Linked DNA regions of Mus musculus: all the other regions are linked to region 1. A link is a loop called in an ENCODE intact Hi-C map of the cell type or tissue named here. Cell type or tissue: heart. All regions are shown on one strand. Links, peaks and the distances in the headings refer to the core of each region. The heading gives the core; the rest is flanking DNA.

Region 1 (7,850 bases), core at 3,275-5,774:
ATTAGGGTAGAAATTTCAGGTTTCTAACATCAATTAATAGACTACCTACAACCTAGCGATTCTCAGTTCTAATCTCGAGGGACCCTGGAAGATGTGCTTTAATCAGAAGGACACTAAACACTGAATTTGGTCATAAACTGAATCAAATAACTTCCAATGGTACCTGAGGTTAGAGGTATAGCTCAGGATATACAGTTTGCTTTGCCATACATGATGACTGTGGGTTTAATCAGCACTGCAAATAAAATAATAAATTAAATTGTGACAGGCAGTAAAACATCTCAAAAAAAAAAAAAATATGACAGATGCTGGCCAGTGTCATCTGATGCCAGGAGCACAGCAATGGGAGTGTGCTTCCCACCTCTTGTTTGGGAACACTGTCAAGAAAACCAGCCTATGGTAAGCCTTGCCTTACAGCCAGAGTCCACTGAGGCTCCAAGATGGGAGTCAGATGCCTTTAATCAGAATGTCTGGATAAGGCTAAGGGGGGGGGGGGGGGGGGGGCGAGCACACTACCCAGGTGTTTGGGAGGATTAGGAGGTGTGGCCTTGCCTGATGAAGTGTGTCCCAGGGCTTGGAGGTTACAAAGCCTGATGCAGTTCTGAGCTCCGTGCTCTTGGCTTTGTGTTTCTAGTTCAGGATACAAACCCTCAGCTCTGCTATGCTCCAGCTGCTACGCCTGCCACCTCTGCTATGCCATCAGAGACGCCAACTTTCAGGAACCCAAATAAGAGCCCAAATAAGCTCTTTTGTCTATAAGTTACCTTGGTCATCATAATAGAACTAAGACGCCCTCAAATAAGCCTTGGAAGGGAGGGGCAAAGCAGGGGTGGGGGAGGATTCCAAGTGTCGACCACCTTAACTCAGTAAGGTTTATCCATCTCAGCCATGACATCACTCAGAACAAAAGAAGGCAGAGGAGACAGCATGAGAGGATTTCACCTTACAGAAACAAACAAAACCAGAAAAGTATAGTTCCCAAGACAGACAGACTGGCAGGCGGGCGGGCAGGCGGACGGACAGACAGACAGGCAGGCGGACCTCACTAAAACCTCATATCCTCTCAAGAGTTCTATACATATGGAGGATGAGGAGGAAAAGAAAGAGTGGGCTGGCAGATCCAGGAGAATCACTGATCAGGCCTTAAGACTCCAAAACACAGCAAATGAGAATCTCTGGACTCCTCAGACTCCTGGAGTCAGAGACAAGGTTTGCCAGTAGTGCCAAATCCCAGGCTTACCAATTAAGAACTTGTGAAATCTGAGACTAAGCAGCACAGGTCTGTGAGCAAGCGTCCTCTGGAGGGTCTGAGAGAAGGAAGTGACCTCCCTGCACCCCAGTGTCACAGATGTTAGGACAGCTGTCTGCTCCCGGTGGAGGAAGTCATTTATCACAGTAACGAGCACAGGGAAAGGAGTCGTTGTTATTCTTCTATAGTTAAACAGGAGACCCCACACTCTTACCTACTTCATCTATCACCTGGAGGCTTCCTGATAATCCCGACACCCCTCCTGCTTTCTCTGCCAGGACTTCTAGGATGGCGTCACAAAAGTGCAAAGCGAGCTTTCTAAAATATCCTTTCATTTTGATACAATTTCCTTTCCTTTGGGGAAAAAACACTCTTTCTAAAAGCCATCTTGCTACTTTCTTGCTTTCTATTTATTACTCCAGATTACAGAAAAATGGGTAAAAAGCAAATCCCTTAAGGAAAGCCCAGCCATTTTTACAATATAAAAGGCATAGCCAGATGGGGCTGGAAATAGCTTGCTTTCATTTTTAAATAAGATTACCTCTCTTTCTGAGCATAAGAGTCATTTTAAATTTAATTATTTTACTGTAATAAAATTCTAAACAGCTGACAAAATTAACTATAATGTCATAAAGATATCTAACCTTAAAATTCAGTTTTATCATTTCAGTGTGGTTGGTATTAAAAAATAAAATATAACCAGGGTTTTCTTTCAGAAATGTGTGGCTTTATACAGTCAGTATCTGCCCTTATTTAAAAAAAATTAAAAACCACAAGAGAATAAGATGAAAAAAAAAAGAGAGAGAGAGAATAAGATGAATAGCCGAAAAAAAGAAGTAATGACGGTCCTTTCGAGGGAGAGCCTATGGCGCGTGGCTGAAGTGGAGAAGGTGGCTGAAAGCAGAGACAAGGCAGGAGCGTGGGGCTCACACTCGTGCTCTACAGCAGCAGCCAGGGGGAGGCACGTGCAACACACACATGCAAGCGTGCACACGTGAGGGCACACGCACACACACACCCATGGTCCTGAAAATGAGGGCAAAAGAACAACTTCCAAATGAGTGACACCCAAGAAGCCTCAGAGAGCAGAATAAAACTGAGGGATATTTATAAGGTAGCTAGAATAGAGAGAGGATTTGGGGCAATTCCTGATGAATACATATCTCTGAATTCCAAAATATATAGGAAAAAATGTTTCCTCTCCAGAAAGTCCTTGCCCACTCTACTCACAATAAAGGACGGGTGTTGCTGTCAGCCGTGCAAGCTCTCAGCTCACCACGTATTACCAAGGCATAATAAGTAAATATATCTCCCCTCTGCGGGTTTTGCTCACCAGCATCTCATGCCTCGCTCGACATGGCTCAGTCCCTGGAGTCCCTCTTTGCCACAGGTACATTATAAAAGGAAGGAATGTGAGGACGGCTGACCAGAGCCCCAGGAGATGCTGGGTTCCTGTGTCATTCCAGAGCCTGGGCTAAATCGAGATGGCTTCCCTGGCAGGAGGCTGTACTGTCACACAGGGCCTGTGACACAGGGTCTCAGGACAGGCTTAATGTCCTATGATATAACAGGAGGGAAGGCCTGAGAGAGCATCGCATGTGGCTCAGGCTGCTCTCAAAATCACTACATAGCCTTGAACTCCTGATCCTCCTGCCTCCACCTCCCACTGGGATGACAAGCAAGAAACACCACACTGAGTATCAATACCCACCATCTTGAAAGTCTTCATTGTTTTTAATGTGGGGTTCTGTTCTCATTTTACACGAGTCCCATAATACATACATCAGGCCTAACTGGGGTTCTCATCTGGTCAGCCCTGAAGTTGACAAATAAAGTCTAGAACAGCGGTTCTCAGCCTATAGGCCACCACTCCAGGGGTCAAAGGGCCCTTTCACAGGGTTGCCTAAGACCATCAGAAAACACAGATATTTGCATTAGGACTCATAACAGTAGCACAATTACAGTTATGAAGTAGCAAAGGAAATAATTTTATGTTTCAGGTCACTACAATGTGAGGAACTGCACTAGCAAAGTAGAGAACCCCTGGTCTAAGAAAAAAAAAAAAGGTTAATTCTATAATTATATACCAGTTGGGAATGGGGATCAGTCTATAATCTTCTCAACTAGTCTCTCTTCACAAGTTGTTTTATAGCCTACAAGTTACTCTGAAAAATAATTCATTTCATTAAACTTTCTAGTGGGCTGAAGAAATGTCTGCCATGCAAATATAGAGCTGTGAGTTTGAATTCCCTAGCACCTACATAAAGATCTATCCCCATGTCTGTAACACTGTAGGGGCAGAGATCACAGGATGGTGGGACGGGTGAGACTGGAGCTCTCTAACCAACCAGCCCACACAATTGGTGAGCCTCCCATTCAATGAGAGACTGTGTCTCAGAAGATCAGGCAACTGAGAGAGGCAACTGAGAGAGACAGAAGTGAGCAGCCTCTGGCCTGCACATAAACCACACGTACAGAAAAAGTAAGTCCCCTACCATCGGAACAATGTTGAAGTGGACTGGAACACATGAGGCGTGTCTCTGGTTGTTAGTGTCGCACTCACAGGCCAACTGAGCCCCTGAGAGTCCTTTTCTCCTCCCCTGAGATTATGGCACAGTTCGCCAATTGGCTTTGCATGGGTCCTGGGATTCGAACTCAGGGTCACACGGCAAACACTTTACCCACTGAGCCATCTCAGCCTAAAGCAATCATAGCAATCATAGTAGGAATCTCCAAACGTCATTTTTCATCATCAGGTTGAACAAAGGACAGCAAGGAAAACTGGCAGCTGTGGACACAGATACATCAGAGAGCATGCCCAAAATGTAGGGACGGAGAAATTCCATAAGCCAGTCTGGGGAATGAAAAACCATGACTGACGGTCAGTCAGGAACGCCAGGTGGAAGGCCAGGATAGCGGGTTGTTACACAACAACTCAGAGCTAACATAACCAAGTTTACCCCAAGAATTTGCCCCAGAGAGCCAAGGAAGGGCCTCCAAAGGGCAGAATTCCTGGAGCCTCATCAGCTTCAGAGCCATGTGTTACACCAAAGTTGACCACTAGATGGCAACACATCCCCACTTTCTCAGTATACCAGCCTGGTCTTAATAAGATTTTGAGACCAGAGTAGAAAAAGAGCTGCACCCCAAACATCTTTTAAATACCAGAAGGCTTTCCTTTCCTTACATTCTGAATGTTGATTTGTAGTTCCATCTTGTAGTGATTGAAGTCTTTGGAAAGCTCGTGGCCTTGATGATAGAAAGTGAACATTCCCTGAAAGAAGGACAGCATCTATGACAAAGGAGAGGAGCGTTAGTTAGTGCATGCAAGGAAGGAAGCAAGCAACGCCTGCATCAAAACCACCATCCAGAGCACTGCCATCCGGAGCACCCAACCACCTCCCTGTCTGTCACGTCCTGAAATGAAAGTAGTTCCAAAGAAGTCACTAGAAATTAAATAACTGTAAATAGGTGGTCTGTACAGAAAATTATGAACAAGTTGTGAGTTCAAATTCCCTAGCACCCACATAAAGGTCTATCGCCATGCCTGTAACAGAGTGGGGACAGGGGTCACGGTATGGCGGGGGGGCTGTGCCCCTCACTGGGGTGAGGAGGAAGCTGTGCCAACAGGGCCTCCCAACGGTTTAGATGTTTCTCTAGACTTTCCCTAGCTGTGTCCACCCTTGACAACCTGTGAGGTCTCCCTTAGTGTTTTCACAAGGATCCACAGCAACGAGTGTCCTGCTACTCACAGGCTCCACAAACTCGAACTTCTTTCTTTCTTGGATTTCCTGGAGCTTGCACACATATTCAAGCGAGAGCTCGTAGAAATGCTGCCGGTTCTGCTCCACTTGGAGGTCGGCCTGTGTTAAAACAAGCACTGTGAGTTGACCCCACGGCAGGGAGCTATCAAGCTGGAGGTCAATGGCCTGGTGCTGGCCGTGGTGCGGGGCTTTTATAAACTTGTGTTAGAACTCATGTCTTACTCATTGTTACTCTCCTGCCACAGCAGGACAGAGCCACTGCTACAAGGACATACAGAAAAGTCTTCCCAAACTCTAGAGAAGAGCTTGATGACCCTCAAAGACTGAAGATTAAGGAAAACACTTCTTCCTGGAACAGTCAAAAGCCCCGTCGACACCACCTGCACACACACACACACACACGCGCACGCATCCACACACAGGCGCACACACACTACACACGATGAAATATAACAAAAGGGGACAAATCATATTGGGTAACATGAACAGCTATAACGCCAGCACTTGGGAAGCTACGGCAGGAGGACATGTCCAGGGCTAGACTGGACTACACAGCAAGATCGTGGCTTTAAAAAAAAAAAAGGAAGCAGATCCCGGTATGGCACACATGGATGGACTCTTAGGCTCTCAGATGAAAGGCAATGCACATCAGACATAAAAAGAGAAACTCCTACACATGAGGGAGCTACGACAGACCAGCAGAATGACAGAAGGACGGACGGTAGGGCTGGGAGCCCAGGGGAAGTCACGGCTTCCCAGTCAGGGCTTCTGCTTGGCTAGGCACAAAGGTCTGGAGACTGGTGGGGAACGGCTACACAGCCAGGTAAAGCAGTTAGCCAATGCCTGCGCAATATTCGAATGGCTAAAATAAACTGGAAGAAGATAAATATTTTCCAACACATTTTCAGAAGTTTATAAAAACAAGTGTAGTATTTGTCTGGTACTTTTAATTGAAAGTCTTTGAGTAACATAAAGTTTAAATGTCAAGTGAGCAAAATAAGAGCTTCTACCTAAAAGCCATGACGTTTTGTGTCTCATTATTCACCTACCAACAGTATAACCCAAAGCCAAAACCCTTAATCCCGCTGAGCAGTTAAACTGTGGAGTTGAAAGCAGTGGTTGGCTCACGTGACGCTCATGAGGCATCACTGCCTGCAGAGCGGAGAGTCATGCCCTCACGTGTCCTCGGTATGACTTGCCCTCACTCTGCTGAGCACCTTGCATCTGAACGTTCTGAGCAGCCAGAGCGGCTGGGCCCTCCACTGTATGATTCCCTCTCCAGATTCCCGAGCTCACAGTGAGCTCGCCACAATATTCCAAGTGTACATAGGAGCACAGAACGATTCGAGTCTACAATGCACTAACTTTTCCCGCCATGTTACGATTTGGACATGGCCTACATATGCCCTGTAAAGCCTGGCCTCTGACACGTCATTCTTGGGGGTGATGGAATCTTCAAGAAACGAGGCCTGCTCCGGGGTCATGGAGGCACTACTGTTGGAGGGATTAAGATCTCATGGAAGTGGACGAATTCCCACGAGACTACATTGTGTTAAGAAGCCTGGTACCTCCCCTGAATCTCTTACATAAACACTGTCACATGAAGCACATGACCACAGTGAGGACCCCATCAAAGCCAAGCAGACGCCAATGTCATACTCTCAGCTCTCCAGAACTATGAGCTAAATAAATCTGTTTTGTTTATAAACTCTCCATCCATAGGAGTTTTATAACAATACAAAATGAGCTTGCACACACAGTAAGCAAAAGCTGAATGAATGAATGAATGAATAAACAACTGTGTATTATAATCCAATTGTAATTCTATACATGCAGAAGACAGGAGATCAATCTCATGCAATATTACTAAAATATTATTTCTTTAGTGATATTTAAACTGAAATAGTATCCTTTGTCTCCTGGGGGAAAACAAGCATTAAAAACCAAGAAGGATGTAATCTTCTCCCAGAGCCAGTATGTGTTGTAGTACAGAGGCTGTCTAGAACTCAGGAACGTGGGTGGTGGGTGGAGGTGAAGGTCCTTGTGTCTGAGACCCACAAGGCGGGAGCAGCAGCTTCGAGGAGAGATACAAAAATGACCAACACCAGGCATGCTGCAACAGCCCTACTCTCCTCGTATCAACACCAGGCACGCTGCTGCAACAGCCCTACTCTCCTCGTATCAACACCAGGCACGCTGCTGCAACAGCCCTACTCTCCTCGTATCAACAAGAGGGCAGAATGGCTTACAAGTCTCTGCGCTCTTTAGGGTCTACATGATGAACAAGAGAGCTGTTTTCAAGTGGGCATCTGTACGACTGTGAAGAGTAGAGAGAGCAAAACAGAAATGAAACTGGAAGTGCCGTCTTCAGCGCCTCTTCAAGCTCAGGACTTGCAGTTTACTCATCTCTGAGACTGATGACACTGCCAAAGCCATACCTCACTGTGCACACATCCTGTTTGTGGTTCTCGCTCTGACAGCACTATTCTAGGCAGAATGGATAGAGGACTCTGAACTGTAGCCTTCAGAGGGCATACGGTCACTGAAGGGAGCCATGCAACACTACCTAGGAAGCGTAAGAACAATAAGCCAGAAGAGGAGGCCGTGTGGACAGAGAGCTGGAAGGAGCTCTGATCTGTTATGCATTGTAATGCTAAATACTGGCCCTGGCTGCCCCAGGGACGAGGAGACCCTTATGGCATCCAGGTGCTGCTAGGAAACCTTGCTCCTTTAGCTGCTGGGCAGGAGAGGTGGGTTCCGGGGGTTGGGGGTCTGAGGAGAGGACCACAGGGGAGAGAAGATACTGTGGGATAAGGGATCATGAGAACTGACCAATC
Region 2 (7,850 bases), core at 2,906-5,405, 110 kb after region 1:
CAATAAATAGTTTCTAACACAGACTGACATTTTTATGAGTGTTATACTTAAGTTATAGCTATGCCAAAAATAAGTGATGGAATGGGATGAAGGAGTGCTCACTGGGAATCTCTCAGAGCCCCTGAGGCTGGGTCTCACAGAACAAACACACAATAGCAATGAGGAAAATACAAAGAGGCTTCTGCACGGAGAAGGTGTCGTTGATCCAGCTTCCTCCCTCTGCAGCTCTCATCACGGTCAGCCAGCAGCACTGACTTCAGCATCTAGAAAGCTTCCTTCACGGAACCAAAATGCCTTCCACATTGCCAGACACCCAAGAGCTTTGCCTTTCATTAGCTCGAGGGATGACCCCACTACGACTCATTCATTCCTAATCACACCGGCTTAGGGGAGCAGCATTCCCTTACACAGGAGAGGCTGGCCATTCTCTCAATTACTGTGGAAAAGAGGCAGGTGATGCCAAGCAGCCCATTGCACTCAATGGCCCTTGTGCAAACAAGGACAGGCTAGCCTACCAACAGGTAAACCAGATGAACAATGGATCAGTGGATCATTAACAGTATTCAATAAAAAGTACAACATTGATGCTTGTGAGAAGAAAGAAGTACTTAAGCACACTGAGTTGCATATCTAAAAATCATTGAGGTGGCACACACTTTCTTTTGTTATCTTACCACCATAAGAAAGAGCATAGTGATAGAGCTTAAAAGAGCCCCTCGTCCCTCTCTTTTCCCTACACATAACTACTGTTAACAATCCAAGGCCAGGCAGTGGTGGTGCATGCCTTTAATCCCAGCACTCGGGAGGCAGAGGCAGGAGGATTTCTGAGTTCAAGGCCAGCCTGGTCTACAGAGCAAGTTCCAGGACTACACAGAGAAACCCTGTCTCAAATTAAAAAAAAAAATCTATAATGTTCCTTTGCTTAAAAGTCAACTTACCACTGAATTACTGTCCAAATATGTTTGGTATACTCACTACATCTACATTTATTAGAGTTTGTGGCCTCAGCTTGAGAAAGATTATGTGCTGAGAAAGATTATGTGCTGAGAGCATTATGCTCGGTTAGTGCTATTTTGAGTCACTCCCAAATCTCTGCACCCTCCAGGATTGCAGTGGCTACACCGAGTGACGGGAGACGTGAACTGTTGCTGCTCTTGCTGCCAGAAGTTACTGTGACCCCCCCCCCCCAACTCAGATTCTGTGAGAGTTCTTGATGACAACACTGAGCCAAACCAGCATGACCCCCTCCTTCATGGACCAGGAACCTTCAGCACACAGAAGTATCTAGCAAAGGACCCCAAAAGTGCAAATGCTAAGGGGAAAGTCTGAGCCACAGTGGGACACTGGACACGGTGCTACCAAGAGGACCTTGGACTGGGCTGAGATATCAGTGTGTGTGTGTGTGTGTGTGTGTGTGTGTGAGAGAGAGAGAGAGAGAGAGAGAGAGAGGGAGAGGGAGAGGGAGAGGGAGAGGGAGAGGGAGAGGGAGAGGGAGAGACCTGAAGGATTAGGGTTAGCAGGCTGAAATGCAGATATCATGTGGAGAGAAACACTCAGAGAGGGGACTCAGCTTTGGAAAGGGCCATGTGGCTGGAGCACGGTGGGCTGAGATGGGGTCAATAGAGCATGGTACATCCCACATGCTCACACCAAGCTCTTTGCTCTCCACAAGGATGTGGAGCATAGGTTTCTGACATCCATAGTATATCTAGCAAGAGACTGCTTTTCCCCCGAGCTCCCAGACATTACAGCTTAAAAGAGCTTGGAACCCTGAGAAAATTCTACTATTGCACTAACCTTGTAACATCAAGCCAGCAGATACTAAGGACAAAGAGTAGGCAAGCCATTATAGCACTGCAAAGTCCCCAGTCTGGAAGTTCCAGCTGTACACTTGAGCCAGACGGAATAAGCTAGCGCGTGGGTAAGCAGCACACTGATGCTTGCTGTACCAGCCTGGCAGCCTGGCTAAAAAGTGACCACTCCTAATGAAGCAGAGAGGAGTAGTGGGGAGGTGAGCGGCGTGGGGGAGCCGGCTTTTCTCACTCCACCCACATTAAATTCATATCCTCTGAAAAAAATCTGGTACTCGGACCTATTCAAGTTTGGAGCTAGAAGAACGTGGCTGAAGGAGATGTAGGTCATGGAACTGCTAGTGCCTTCCCCAGGCGGAGTCCCTGTCATTACTATAGTTATTGCTTCTCCACCCATCCTGAGCTTTTAGAGAGACTTGGCAGGTAAGAGAGGGCACTCGCTAGACAGGTCATAAAAATGTCTGTCTAAATAAATCAGCAGGCATTCCTGAATGCCCACAGACACCACCCCTCCCCCCCCCCCAGGCAAATGCTGCCCTCTTTCCTGGGACATGTGGAAGAACTAGCCTAAGAAGTGACCTTGGCATTTGTTTTGCCCAGATATTAACAACACGTATATGTAACAATATGTACATTATATAACTAAGGTTATATACATATTTGTGTGAGAAAGGAAAAAGAAGTTATCTGCCAAGAATGTTTTGCTCAGCACCCAAAGTGCCCCTGGTATGACCTAGAGAGGTTTCCACAGTGTGACTTTCAATTGGGCAAATATCTAGCTCCTGGAAAATCAACCTACAGCAATCAAAGGCTCGTTCAGAGAGTCTATTGGCACTTCAGTAAAATGGAAAACAAAAAGCTATGAGCATGCGTCCTCTTACCCTTCAGCCATGCAGAGAATCATTAACTTCCGATCTGCAATTTATCTAAAGAAATGTTAGTGTGTATAGTTAAGGGGAAACATAAAGGGGCGAAGAAGAGGTGGAAGAGGAAGAGGAAAAGACAGGAGGAGGAGAAAGACGGGAGGAAGTGACAGCCACCACTTATCATTTGGAAAGCACTAAACCAGCTCGCAGGGCCAACACTCTCGAGCTCGAGGCTCTTGAGCCCGATCCCTGTAGCTTTCCATTCTTGTCTCTGAGGTGCCGGTAGGTGCCAGCATCTGCTGTGCACTCCACTGCCCAACAGCAGCTTTGTTTCCACCAGGATCCGTTCTCTCAGCTAGCATGTCCATACAGTATCAGTAAAATTCCCGCTTCCAGCTAGAGGATCCAGCTCTCCAGACACTTTAGCTCTAAGTCTTCCTCTGGGTCCTGCCACAGCCAAGGTCCAGGCGTGTGACTTAACCTTAGCAACCAGCCCTGACTTCCCAAGACTTTGACTTCTGAACCTAGGAAAACACTGACAGAGAGGCGAAGGTCACGTACTCCAGCCAAGCGTGTTGAAATAGACCTGCCTCTTCCCAGGCTGCTTGCCTCTTCCCAGGCTACCTGCCTCTCCTTGCCAGCAGGCTCTGTTCGGCAGGCTTCTTTAACACCTCAAGACTGAACACAATGGCTTTTTCTGCTTTAGTGCCAGAATTTACATTTTCTTTTCTTGCAGCCAATGTGTAGTTAGTAGATATTCAGTACCTTCAGGGAACACGTCAAATATTTGCAGTTGGTTATCTTGCTATAAATAGAGCAAAATACAGCAACGGTCTATCAATATCCTGGAGAGAGAACCTAGTAGCCTAGAGGGTCTACTAAAGAAGCCAGGATTTGGCTGTCCCTGGCCAAGGCCACTTCACTGTAAGTAACCAAGCTTGACCCATCCTTTACCTGGAGCTGACCTGCTGTATAAGATGTATTCTTTATCATTTTTCCCATGGAGTTTTCATTTTGAAATGAAATGTTTCTATAATGGTCATAGTGAAGATTTGGGAACTGGAGAGATGGCTCAGCAGTTAACAGTCTTGGCTGCTCTTTCAGTGGACCAAGGTTTGAGTCTCAGAATCCACACAGTGGTTCACAACCATCTGGAACTCTAAACCCAGGACATCCAACACCCTCTTCTGGACTTCCAAGGGTATTGCATACAAGTGTTATATAACATAAATATAGCGAGACCAAGCTTGGGAAGGTTTGCTGGACCTGAGTGTGCTTTCCAACTTACCCAGCAGTATGAGCCACATGTACGGAGTTGGCACAGATGACTGAAAACAACCAAGAATGACTGCACTCTGTATGCCCACCCTTCTGAGAACCAAGGAACACACCATATACTTCCAAGAACAGCACGAAGGCCACACATAGTGTCCCATCCCGACAGTCCCAGCACTCCAGGGGTGACCTCAGCTATATAGCAAGCCTAAGCTACAGAAAACCTTGTCTCCAAAATTCCAAAACAGCTGGAGAGATAGCTCAGCAGTTAAGAGCTGTGGCTGCTCTCACAAAGGACCTAAGTTAAGGCTCAGCTCCAATATCAGGTGATTCAGTGTCCTGCAAGTACAGCTCCAGTGGTTCCAGAGCCTTCTTGTGGCCTCTGCTGGCACGCCACGCACACACATACACACACACACATACACACACACACCACACACACACCATAAATAAAAACAAATGTTTCTAAAACAAAGACTGTGAAAGAGACGTCCCTGAGGAGCAGGAGCCAATGAGGAGCTTGGAAAACTAGAAGAAGAATGGAATTTCTTTCTTTATTTTGTGGACATGGAGTTCCAGATTGGGACAGTGGAAAGTTCTAGAACTGGAAATGGTGGTGACTGCCCAACATGATGATTCTATTTACTGCCTTCAAGAGTTCTGTACTGGAATGTATTTCAAATGACAAATGGTGTGTTCCATCTACTTTATCACTTTTTTTTTAAGCTTCCGATGAAATATAGTAGCAGTCAGAGCAGGGGAAAATAGTCATACGTTGCGAAAACATACTGGAAATACTTGGGTGATGTTGACATGAAGACTTGCATTCTCTGGCTCATTCATCTGAGAAATTTTCTAATTAAAAAAATATATATGTATATATCCTGGCAATGATGACACACACCTTTAATCCCGACACTCAGGAGGCAGAGGCTGGTGGATTTTTGTGATTTTTTTGATGCCAGCTTGGTCTACACAGTGAGTTCCAGGACAGTCAGGGCCACACAGAGAAACCCCATCTTGAAAAATAAAAGCAAGCAAAAAAAATTGTAAAAATGATCATAATTACAGTGAGACTCCGACACTTGGCAGCTGCTCTTGGTTTTGAGACAGCTGTCACGCTGGAGCAGATGCCGGCCTGCAGCTTGAAATCCCCCTGCGGCGGTAGCCTCAGGAGTGTGCAGGTCAGGTGTGTCTTGCCGTGCCTGAGTCTCAGAATGATTTTTTTAAAGCCAAAGCTTTAAAGACTGAACTTGACCGCAATGGACCAGTCACGTGACTTAGTATATAGTCATGTAACTGAGTGCTATGGAGATATTTTAAATTACAATGTAGGAAAATATTTAATGATATGGAAGTATCCCTGTATAATGCTAGTGAAAGAGACGTCCCTGAGGAGCAGACCTAAAGTTGACTGAGTGCCGACTTCTTAAGTGTTGAATTTGTTAAGTTTTTATAACCTATATTTATGTAAGGTTACTTTGACAGCAGTAATTCTTGATAAATTGAGACAGACATTTTGTCCAAAAAATGTTTCCTGAACTTATGGATGTTATTACATGACTGCAACCCAAGTTGTTTAAGTACTTTAGGATGCCATTTGTCCAGGTCCAGAACCAAACTCAAAATAGCAAAGTTGTTTTGTGTCTTTATTTTTGTTTTTAGCACAGATCTTCTGTTTCTTTCATTTCTTGAGTTTAAGCTTCCTTCTGACCATTCCTCTTGACTCTCTTCCACTTAAAGGAGGTTAATGAGAAGAGAACAGCTAAGAAGAGGCCATTCATGGTGGTCCCCACACCTTTAATCCCAGCACTTGGGAGGCAGAACAAAAGAATCTCTCTGAGTTCTGAGACAGCCTGGTCTACATAGAGATCCTGTCCCCCCAGAAGTGTTTCTGTTAGTTATGGCCCTGGCACTCCTTTCTGGTTTGGTTGTTTGGTTGGTTTTGTTTAGCATTATAGCATCTTTCCCCTAATCTCCTCACTCTTTTTCATGCTGTGACCTTAACCGGCATCTGCTGTGCACTCCACTTCCTTCCCACTTCCCAACAGCAGCCTCATTTCCACCAGGATCCGTTTTCTCAGCTAGTGTGTCCGTACAGTATGAGTAAAATTTGTTTTGTGGATATGGTGGTGGCATATACCTTTATTCTCAGCACTCAGGAGGCAGAGGCAGGTGATTTCTGTGACTTAGAGGCCAGCCTGGTCTACAAAGCTAGCTCTAAAATAGCCAAGGCTACACAGAGAAACACTGTTTCAAAATAAAACAAGCAAACAAACAAAAATGACCTTGGCGGCATACTTTCTGGTCACTGTTGGGATTTTTGTTTTGTTTGTTTGTTTGCTTGTTTTGTTGTCTTGTTTTTTCATTTTCCATACCTGTAAACTCATTCTGGATTCTCGTTCCTGATACTGTCACTTGAGGGCCATGCTGCTCTCTGGTCCTTCGGTAACACTCACACCTGCAATCAGCTCCTGGGTGCGGTAGAGGAATACTTCTGTAGTCATTGCAGTTTATGTTGATGTCTGTTTTCCTTCCATGACCAACCTGAGCTACCAGAACTCCTGTGTTGCTGAAAGACTCTGTAAGGAGCACTGTTGGTAAGGGTGATATCATTTCCATGTCCTTGCTTCAGAACTTAATCTGCCTAAAAAAGCATTTTGGAAATTCTTCCTTCCTACCTCCCCTTTCATATCATCTTTTCCCCAAGGTAGAGGGGAAAGTTGAAGGCACACTGGAAACCTACTCATCTGTGTCTTTCCCATGTTTGTTTGTTTTTTAAAATGCCCTTGGTACCAGAGGGACAATTTTTTTAAAGATTTATTTATTTATTATATGTAAGTACACTGTAGCTGTCTTCAGACACTCCAGAAAAGGGTGTCAGATCTCCTTACGGATGGTTTTGAGCCACCATGTGGTTGCTGGGATTTGAACTAATGACCTTCAGAAGAGCAGTCAGGTGCTCTTTTTACCCACTGAGCCATCTCCCCAGCCCAGAGGGACAATTTGAATTAATTTTCTGTGATAGTTTAGTACAGTACTTTCTACCCTTCCTATGTCATACACATGTCTGTTGAAAGGTGATACATAGCCCTAGAAACTACCCCATTGAATTCTGCAGATATTATAGAATGAGCTAGTAAGAGTGGTAGCAATCTCCTTTTTTTAAAAAAAAATTGTTTACATTTCATATATTGCCTATGCACACACACATGCATGTGATATGGCACACACGTGGAGGTCAGAGTCATTAGTTTATTCTTTACTTGAAGTCACTGGAATCAAACTCAGGATATCAGTCAGGCTTGCACATCTTGCTGGCCCATGATGCCTGTTGTTGAGGAAAACCCACCGGAAAGCAAATAATGATGTCTTAAGGAAATATAGGGCCTTATGGGCATCTCAGCGCCAGGGTGCTTGCTTAGCTTGTGCGAGGCAGGGAGTACAGAACTGCCAAGAGAAAAAGGAGGAAGAGGAGGAGGGAGAAGAGGAGGAAGAGGAGGAGCAGAAAGGGAAGGAGAGGATATAGAACTAGAAATAAGCTCCCCTGTTCTCTTATTTTGAACATAAACATTTTTCAGTCTCCTTAATATTTTTTCCTAGAATATGTTGTTAGAGATGTAACTTTGAAACACTTAAAATTTTGTTGGTTTGGTTTGGTTTTTGTTGTTGTTTTGAGACATTTTCTCTGTGTAGCTCTATTCTGAAAAAAACACCACTTAAGAAAATTATTTTTATGTAAGTTACATACGTTTAAAAAAATTAGCAGGACAGTGGTAGCAGACACCTTTAATCCCAGTACTCAGGGGGCAGAGACAGGTGGATATGTGAGTTTGAGGCCAGCCTGGTCTACAGAGAGAGATCCAGGACAGCCAGGGCTACACAGAGAAACCCTGTC
Region 3 (7,850 bases), core at 2,906-5,405, 120 kb after region 1:
GGAGGCAGAGGCAGGTGGATTTCTGAGTTCGAGGTCAGTCTGGTCCACAAAGTGAGTTCCAGGACAGCCAGGGCTATATAGAGAAACCCTGTCTCGAAAAACCAAAAAAAAAAAAAAAAAAGAGGATTTACAAGAGCAAGCTATAAATGACTCCTCATAGCTGGGTGCTGGTATCCTACATCTTTAATCCCAGCACTTGGGTGGCAGAGGCAGATGGATTTCTGAGTTCAAAGCCAGCCTGGTTGACAGAGCAAGTTCCTGGACAACCAGGGATACCCTGTCTTAATGAATGAATGAATGAATGAATGAATGAATGAATAGTTCATTAGGTTTAGTGCTACATCAATTTTTTTTGTTTGTTTGTTTTTGTTTTTTTAAGACAGGGTTTCTCTGTGTAGCCCTGGCTGTCCTGGAACTCACTTTGTAGACCAGGCTGGCCTCGAACTCAGAAATCAGCCTGCCTCTGCCTCCCAAGTGCTGGGATTAAAGGCGTGTGCCACCACGCCTGGTGCTACATCAATTTTTAATCTCACATTTTTCTCAGACTTTAAGTGTTGAGTTTTAAAAAGTTATTTCTTGGGATTTTATAATTTATCTCTTCTTAGTTACCAAGTAAGACACTCAGATGATGAAAATAAAGTTGTTCACAGCGTTTTAATCCTTCCCAGTTGAGTCTTACGCAAAGAACACACTAGTATGATTAAGAAGTCTGAGGAGGGGGCTGGTGAGATGGCTCAGTGGGTAAGAGCACCCGACTGCTCTTCCGAAGGTCAGAAGTTCAAATCCCAGCAACCACATGGTGGCTCACAACCGTCCGTAATGAGATCTGACTCCCTCTTCTGGTGTGTCTGAAGACAGCTACAGTGTACTTACATATAATAAATAAATAAATCTTAAAAAAAAAAAAAAAAAAAAAAAAGAAGTCTGAGGAGGAGCCAGAATGGGGGCATATGGTTGTAATCCCAGCTACTGTGGATGCTGAGACAAGAGGATGGCACCTGAGAAACATTGGGAGACCCCTACCCCCCAACACCCAAAACAGCGAAGGCAAAGAAATCCCTGTTTCTGTTTTGTTTTAATTTTATCTATTTTTGTTTGTTTGTTTTAGAGTCAGGGTTTTGAGGTTTGCAACAGGGTTTCTCTGTGTAGCCCTGGCTGTCCTAGAACTCACTCTGTAGACCAGGCTGGCCCGGAACTCACAGAGATCAACCTGACTCTGCTTCTCAAATGCTGGAATCAAAAGAGTGCACCACCACCTCTGGCTGACTTTTGCACTTGAAAGCACAAGCATTTTCTGCGGTACCAGCTTATGTTTTCTGAAAAATTACATAAGCAGCAGAATACAAAGTTCCCAAGGAGTGGAATAAACTGCAAAGCTGCTCAGAATCACTTGGGAAACAGCTTGCAGGTCTTGTTTGGGGGTGTTGTTTTGTTTTCATGAATCAGGTGACAAATGTGAACGGTGGAAGGTTCCAGGTGCGAGACCAGACAGCTAGGTTGTGAAGCCTTTGTTCCTGCCATTTAGTTTTGACACGGGCAAGGAGATTAAATGACCGCACACTTGATAACAAGAGCCTGACATTTGCGGGACTTTGGCTGCAAAACTAGAAGTGCACTAGAACACAGCCATGTTGCCTGTTTGTAACATTAAACAGAATTTACTGAAAAGTCTTTAGAACAGATGGACGATCTGCAGGCGTGCCTCTGACAGCTTCAGACTCTCCCGTGTGTACGTGTTTCTGATGCTCTTGTTTTGTCTTTTACGGACTGCTTTGGTGTTGAGTACAAAATAGGGTGGGAGGCAACGGCTTTATTTCTTTCTAAGAACAGAAGAGCAAAGTAAAAATTACCAACCTATGTTTCAGGATTTTCCCAATCCAATTACCTTAGTGCGGAAGAGGCCCCGAGAGTGGACCGTGGGGGGGGGGGGGGGGAGGGGAAGGGAGGTGGAGCTAAGCATTGCAGAGACAGAGAGCATCTCAGAGTAGGAGGAGAACTAAGATGGCTGCAGATGTGTACCGGGGGGGGGGGGGGGGGGGGGTCTTTTCCAGGCTCAAGTAGCTATGATTTCACAAGGTTAGAAATATTGCGATAAAGCTTCTATCATTATCAATTGCCTCTGAAATTATTGTATTGGCATCTCATAAATTGTGATATTATTGATACATAAATCTGATTGGTTAACTAAGCATTAAGAGTCTTGCTTGATTCTACCGGGGTACTGGGTATTATGATATGTGGGCTGACTGCGGGGTGTGAGGTAGTGAGAGGAACTCAGGGGCCCCAGCCAGAGAGATGGCCTGTTGGGTGCCCTGTGGTCCAGCGCAGAGAGTTGGTGGGTTCATTTTTTTTTTTTTTTTTTGAGACAGGGTTTCCCTGTGTAGCCCTGGCTGTCCTGGAACTCACTCTGTAGACCAGGCTGGCCTCGAACTCAGAAATCCGTCTGCCTCTGCCTCCCGAGTGCTGGGATTAAAGGTGTGCGCCACCACACCCGGCTTGGGTTCATTTTTTAATATCTCCCACAACAAACCTAAAAAACAAATATCTAAGATTTAGGAGGGTCAGGCCACCTGGACTACATAGCCATACCTCCTCCCCCAACCTCATCATCTTTAAAAAAAAAAAATCTCACCAGAATTAAATTAGTTCATCTCCAAAGATATGTATATGTGTATCACATTTAAACGTGACTATCAATGACAAACACGTTAAAACAAACACAAATCTGTAATATGTGTATTAAGAGTATGAATAAAAAGAAAACCATTCTATTCTCTCTCTCTCTCTCTCAGACTCAAGCACAGGTACATATGTGCACATGCGCACATACAAGCGTAGATCGTATCTTAAAGTACCTTGACCATCTCTAAGGGCAGTCTTCATTCAGTCTCTGTCTTATTAGGGGCTACTTTAGAGTATTTCTAATTGCACGATATTAAAATGGACACTTGAAACTGGGCATGGTGGTGCACACCTTAATTCTATCACACAGGCAGAGAGGCAGAGGCAGATCTCTTTGAGTTCAAGGCCATCCTGGTCTACATAGGAGTTCAGGATAGCCAGAGCTACAAAGAGACAAAACAAAGAAAAAAACCAAACCAAAACAATGTACCCTGGTTTGTCAACATGTGCACATTCAAACTACACACATTAATTAACTCCATACATGCTGAACAGTCTACAGATAGCAGCTGTGCACTTCCTGAAAATGTAACGGACTCAGCTAAGGAGGAGAGGCCACTAGCTATTGTCACTACCGGAGATGGACTAAAGAGCGGGCCGGTCCCTTTAGCTTTTGGTGGTCAGCCCCTTTCCTCACTCCCCAAGGTCTGCATCTAGTCTGCTGGTCTCTTCCTGGCTGTAGGCCACTCCCATCTGCCACCTGTCTCTCCATTACTTTGTGTCAGATAAATGACACTTGGGAATGGAATGTCCCGCAGGGTGGAGGTTGTCCCAGGCACTTGCCTCAGTTGTTGGGTAGTCTTTTCAGTCCCCAGTGGAGCTGACTAAGGTTTCAGCTGACTCGGGAGCATAGGCAGGGGTGCTACCCTTTCGTGCGCGACTAAGTTCTAGTCACGTGACCTTGGATTCTCTTTCTTACTGCAGCAAGTTGAGCCTTTATCTCCTTTTGCTGACAACCACAAAAACCTCTAACTGCAAGCCTTAGGTTTGTGTTGTAACTGTTGCCAACAAAACAAAATAAGAACCTCTCCATTATCTCTCTCAACACAAAAACAAATGTGGTCCTAATTATAAAAAGCCCTCAGCTGCACCTTTGAGCTTAACATTATCTTTTCACAACTTATTTGTCTACTCACTTATTTGTTTGTGGGGGTGAAGTGTAGTGATGCATGCATTTGGGGGTCAGAGACAACACACGCATGGAGAAGTCAGAGACAAAGTACCAGAGATAATGCACTCCACCGTGAGGCCCAAGTATTGAAATCAAGTCCCCAGGGCTGGCAGCAAGGTCCTTTGTCTACTGAGTCATTTTGCCAGCCCCAAGTGTAGCATTTCACTGAGAAATATAATTGTCGGGTCTTTGCTTATCACCCGCTATCCAGAAGTAATGAATGCTATTGATCCAATGCTACTGATCCGATCTATGATAAGGGTGTCTAACCATAAACTCTAAAATCCTGATCTCCATGGTGAATCCTACTGCTTATCAGGTGTGAGACAGGGCAGTACAGGCCCTCTGGTGGGCACTGAGAAATGTGCAGGGCATTTTCTGTTGTCACAAGGGCAGGATTTGGCATTGGATGGGTAAAGTACAGGGATGACACATACCCTACTGTTTGCGGAACACTTCCATACAAGATGCCAATGGCTTGGGCTGGAGCCCGCCAGGAGGCCAGGAGTGCCAGAAGCAGTCTTGCCTGCTGGGGCATCCCTAGTCTCTTGTCTCAGCTTCATTATTATACAGTGCTGTACCAGGCCTTATCCACTTACTTCTAAAAGCAGGGACCCATAGTTTCATGGGCTTAGACTGAGTCCTGGTGCATCCTTGAATCTGCTCAACAGAGCCTGTCTGTGAGAAAAGCAACAGTAGTGTTGGGACAAAGCAAGTTAGCAGTTCTCAAAATGTGGTCCTTAGATCTCTGAAAGTCCCTAGAAAGTATCTCAGAGGCTCTGATAGGTTAACTGTTGCGATCATAAAAAGAGAAAGAGCTATAAGAACATGCTCTAGCAGGGGTGCCTCAGCAGACCCATGCCAAGGCATCCCTTCCCCATGAGGGACCAGACACACACCGGTATAGTATAGAAGAGAGCTTATTCAGGGCCTGGGGAGGGGAGTTAAGAGAATAGCAGAAGCAGAGAAAGGCAGAAAGGAGAGAGTAGAGAAGTGGGGGGCCCCCCGGCCATGACCACGTAGAGTAAGGAGGAAGGGAATGGAGAGTGGGGGGGGGGGGAGCAAGGGTGCAAGAGGCAAGGGAGAGAAGCAGGAGTAGGAGAGAGAGGAGGCAGCAAGCAGCCCCTTTTATAGGGCTATGCCTACCTGGCTATTGCCAGGTAACGGTGGGGAGGAGCATGCGTGGCTGCTGCCTGGAACTGTGGGGGTGGAGTCCAGACAGAATACTAACATTAACACCATCTTAACTACAAGCCTGGGCATTACTTATTTTCATTGATTCACATCCGCACGGGTGGACAGATGGACAGAGTGATGAGGGGTTAAACGGGCGCATTAGCATGAATCCTGGCTGCAGTGCTCTGTACTCCTCACCAGCACAAGGAGATACTGCTAACCACGCGCTAAAGTTGCTAATTCCGTTCTGTTCACCCCTGAGTGCTCCTTGTTTTAAAATTCTATGTGACAACAAACTACTTCTCCTATATGCAGAATATGAGGCTGATCCTGAGCAAAGGTTTCCAAATCAGTTACTCCTCACACTTGATCGTATTTACTACTTTTAGAGAAGTAGATATGATGTACTGTTAGGACTGGGACCCGGAAATGGGGCGGAAGCGGAGCCGGAACCCAGAGATTTCAGAATCCAGAAACCGCATCAGGCTGCAGATCTAACTTTATTGTTCAATACAAAAGACTTATATGCAACCTCTCAGCCAATATGAGAGCAGTTCTGTGCCGGCTGGTGGTGGCCCACGCCTTTAATCCCAGCATTTGGGAGGCAGAGGCAGAGGTAGGCAGATTTCTGAGTTCGAGGCCAGCTGGTCAACAAAGTGAGTTCCAGGACAGCCAGAGCTATACAGAGAAACCCTGTCTCGAAAAAACAAAACAAAACAAAACAAAACAAACAAACAAACAAAAACCAGAGAGAGAGAGAGAGAGAGAGAGAGAGAGAGAGAGAGAGAGAGAGAGAGAGAGAGCGCACGCGCGCAGAGGGCCAAACCGGGGGATTAACACTTGCTGTGCTGTCGGATTGAATCTAATTTGCTTGAGGTAACTAGGTAGGTAGGTAGGTAGGTAGGTAGGTAGGTAGGTAGGTAGGGAGTGGGGGAGGGGTTGATTGCCTAGGGGGAATTTCCTTGAAGACAGAGGAAGCAGCGATTGCCCTGAGCTCGGGTCCATTGTTCTGTCTCACCAGTTTGTCAGGGCCACTTTAGATCTCCGCTTGTATAGTTGGATCAGGATTCCCAGAGCAGGCGCAGGCCCAGAACAGGCACAGGCCCGGCCATGGCATTGCACTCTCCATTCCACGTTTCCCTCCATAGGTTCACTACCACACCCCCCACAATGTGTTATCAAAGCATCACTGTGTCTTTCCTGTTTACATTTTAGATAATACAGGTCTACTTGTACATTCATACCATTTTAATATCTTACTCAATCAGTATCTGAATACCCATGCAATCACTTGAAGTTAATTTGACTATATATCTGAACACAACATACAAATTTCAGATACCATATATGGTTATTACATACCACAAAGAAGGACAAAGCTTTGCTATTAAATAACATCTCTTATTACCTTTCCGTGAGCTACAAAGAGTCATCTGGAAATTCTTTTAATTAGTTGTTGACAGTTTCATAACGCAGATAATGTGTTTTAATCATACTCATCCGCCACCACTACTTCCCATCCCGCTCCCATGTCCACAGAACCTTTCCTTCTCATCCCGCTCCCATGTCCACGGAACCTTTCTTCCCATCCCACTCCCATGTCCACGGAACCTTTTCTTCCCATCCCGCTCCCATGTCCACGGAATCTTTTCTTCCCATCCCGCTCCCATGTCCACGGAACCTTTCTTCCCATCCCGCTCCCATGTCCACGGAACCTTTTCTTTCCAACTACTTCTACTTGGATGTCTTTTTTTTTTTTTTAATTTTTATATGTAAGTACCTTGTAGCTGTCTTCTTCAGACACTTTTTCTTCCCTCTCCAGCCCCGCTCCCTCCGGGGCCCAAAGATTTATTTATTATATGTAAGTACACTGTAGCTATCTTCAGACACCCCAGAAGAGGGCATCAGATCTCATTACAGATGGTTGTGAGGCACCATGTGGGTGTTGGGATTTGAATTCAGTATCTTCAGAAGAGCAGTCAGTACTTTTTATTGATGAGCCATCTCTCCAGCCTGCCTTTTTTTTTTTTTTTTAATGATACACTGAGTTTGATTAAGATTGCTTTCTGGGGCTGGAGAGATGGCTCAGTGGTTAAGAGCACCGACTGCTCTTCCAAAGGTCCTGAGTTCAAATCCCAGCAACCACATGGTGGCTCACAAACATCCGTAATGAGATGCCCTCTCCTGGTGCGTCTGAAGACAGCTACAGTGTACTTAGATATAATAATAAATAAATATTTAAAAAAAGATTACTCTCTGTAAGCATGGCTGGGGGGCATTTATTAGGACATTAGCAACTTACAAGTGGCTATGCTGAAAAGGTCAGCTCAGGGACTTTGGGAAGGTCATGAAACACTCACCCCTCTGGTAGGGAGAGGCTAATTAGCATTTCTCAGACCACAGGGCTGGGACACATTCCAGAACTGCTCACCTTCAGATAAGGGAAGTCCTTGTCACCTCATTCCCTAAAGACCAATCAGTTTAAAGGGTGCACTGTTCTGCCAATCATGTTGTGCCTAGTTGCTGATGCTCTGTTCTGCCCCTGGAAACTATATAAAAACTCCCCAAACTGGTGCTGAGGGTCATTGCTTCTCCTTCAGGTCTGAGGCGACCCCAGTGCACTGGAACAATAAATTCCTCTTGCTTTTTGCATCTATCCCAGCTCCACGTGGTTCACTCAGGGGGTCCCTGGTAAGCTAAGATGAAAAATAATGTCTTTCCCTCTTCCATCTGGGCTTTTTTTTTTTTTTTGGTTTTCGAGACAGGGTTTCTCTGTATAGCTCTGGCTGTCCTGGAACTCACTTTGTAGACCAGGCTGGCC

Evidence for each region. Hi-C counts contacts between places; a loop is a spot of excess contacts. Peaks named below come from ENCODE experiments on the same cell type or tissue, not always from the same donor. Only the 100,000 strongest peaks of a DNase experiment are listed, where the experiment ranks them.
Region 2: it touches region 1 in a loop (5-fold over the local background); 36 of 42 quality-filtered maps call a loop at or near these places.
Region 3: a loop joins it to region 1, with 5 times the contacts of the local background. A loop is called at or near these places in 35 of 42 quality-filtered maps.

What each region holds. Positions count from the first base shown.
Region 1 is chr8:77,415,636-77,423,485 of GRCm38, forward strand. It overlaps Arhgap10 (Rho GTPase activating protein 10), which reads right to left. Exons shown (of 23, transcript NM_030113.2): 6 at 5,002-5,112; 7 at 4,437-4,541. Among named protein-coding and RNA genes, the nearest start is that of 0610038B21Rik, 97 kb to the right of the region's middle. In heart, for the core only: a CTCF peak has its summit at 4,304 (motif pointing right); a DNase peak (open chromatin) is centred at 4,246; H3K27ac peaks cover 215 bases.
Region 2 is chr8:77,521,247-77,529,096 of GRCm38, forward strand. No RefSeq gene overlaps it. Among named protein-coding and RNA genes, the nearest start is that of Arhgap10, 7.3 kb to the left of the region's middle. In heart, for the core only: a CTCF peak has its summit at 3,865 (motif pointing left); DNase peaks (open chromatin) are centred at 2,985 and 3,225; H3K27ac peaks cover 497 bases.
Region 3 is chr8:77,531,011-77,538,860 of GRCm38, forward strand. No RefSeq gene overlaps it. Among named protein-coding and RNA genes, the nearest start is that of Prmt9, 14 kb to the right of the region's middle. In heart, for the core only: a CTCF peak has its summit at 4,194; no DNase peak of the experiment used is centred there.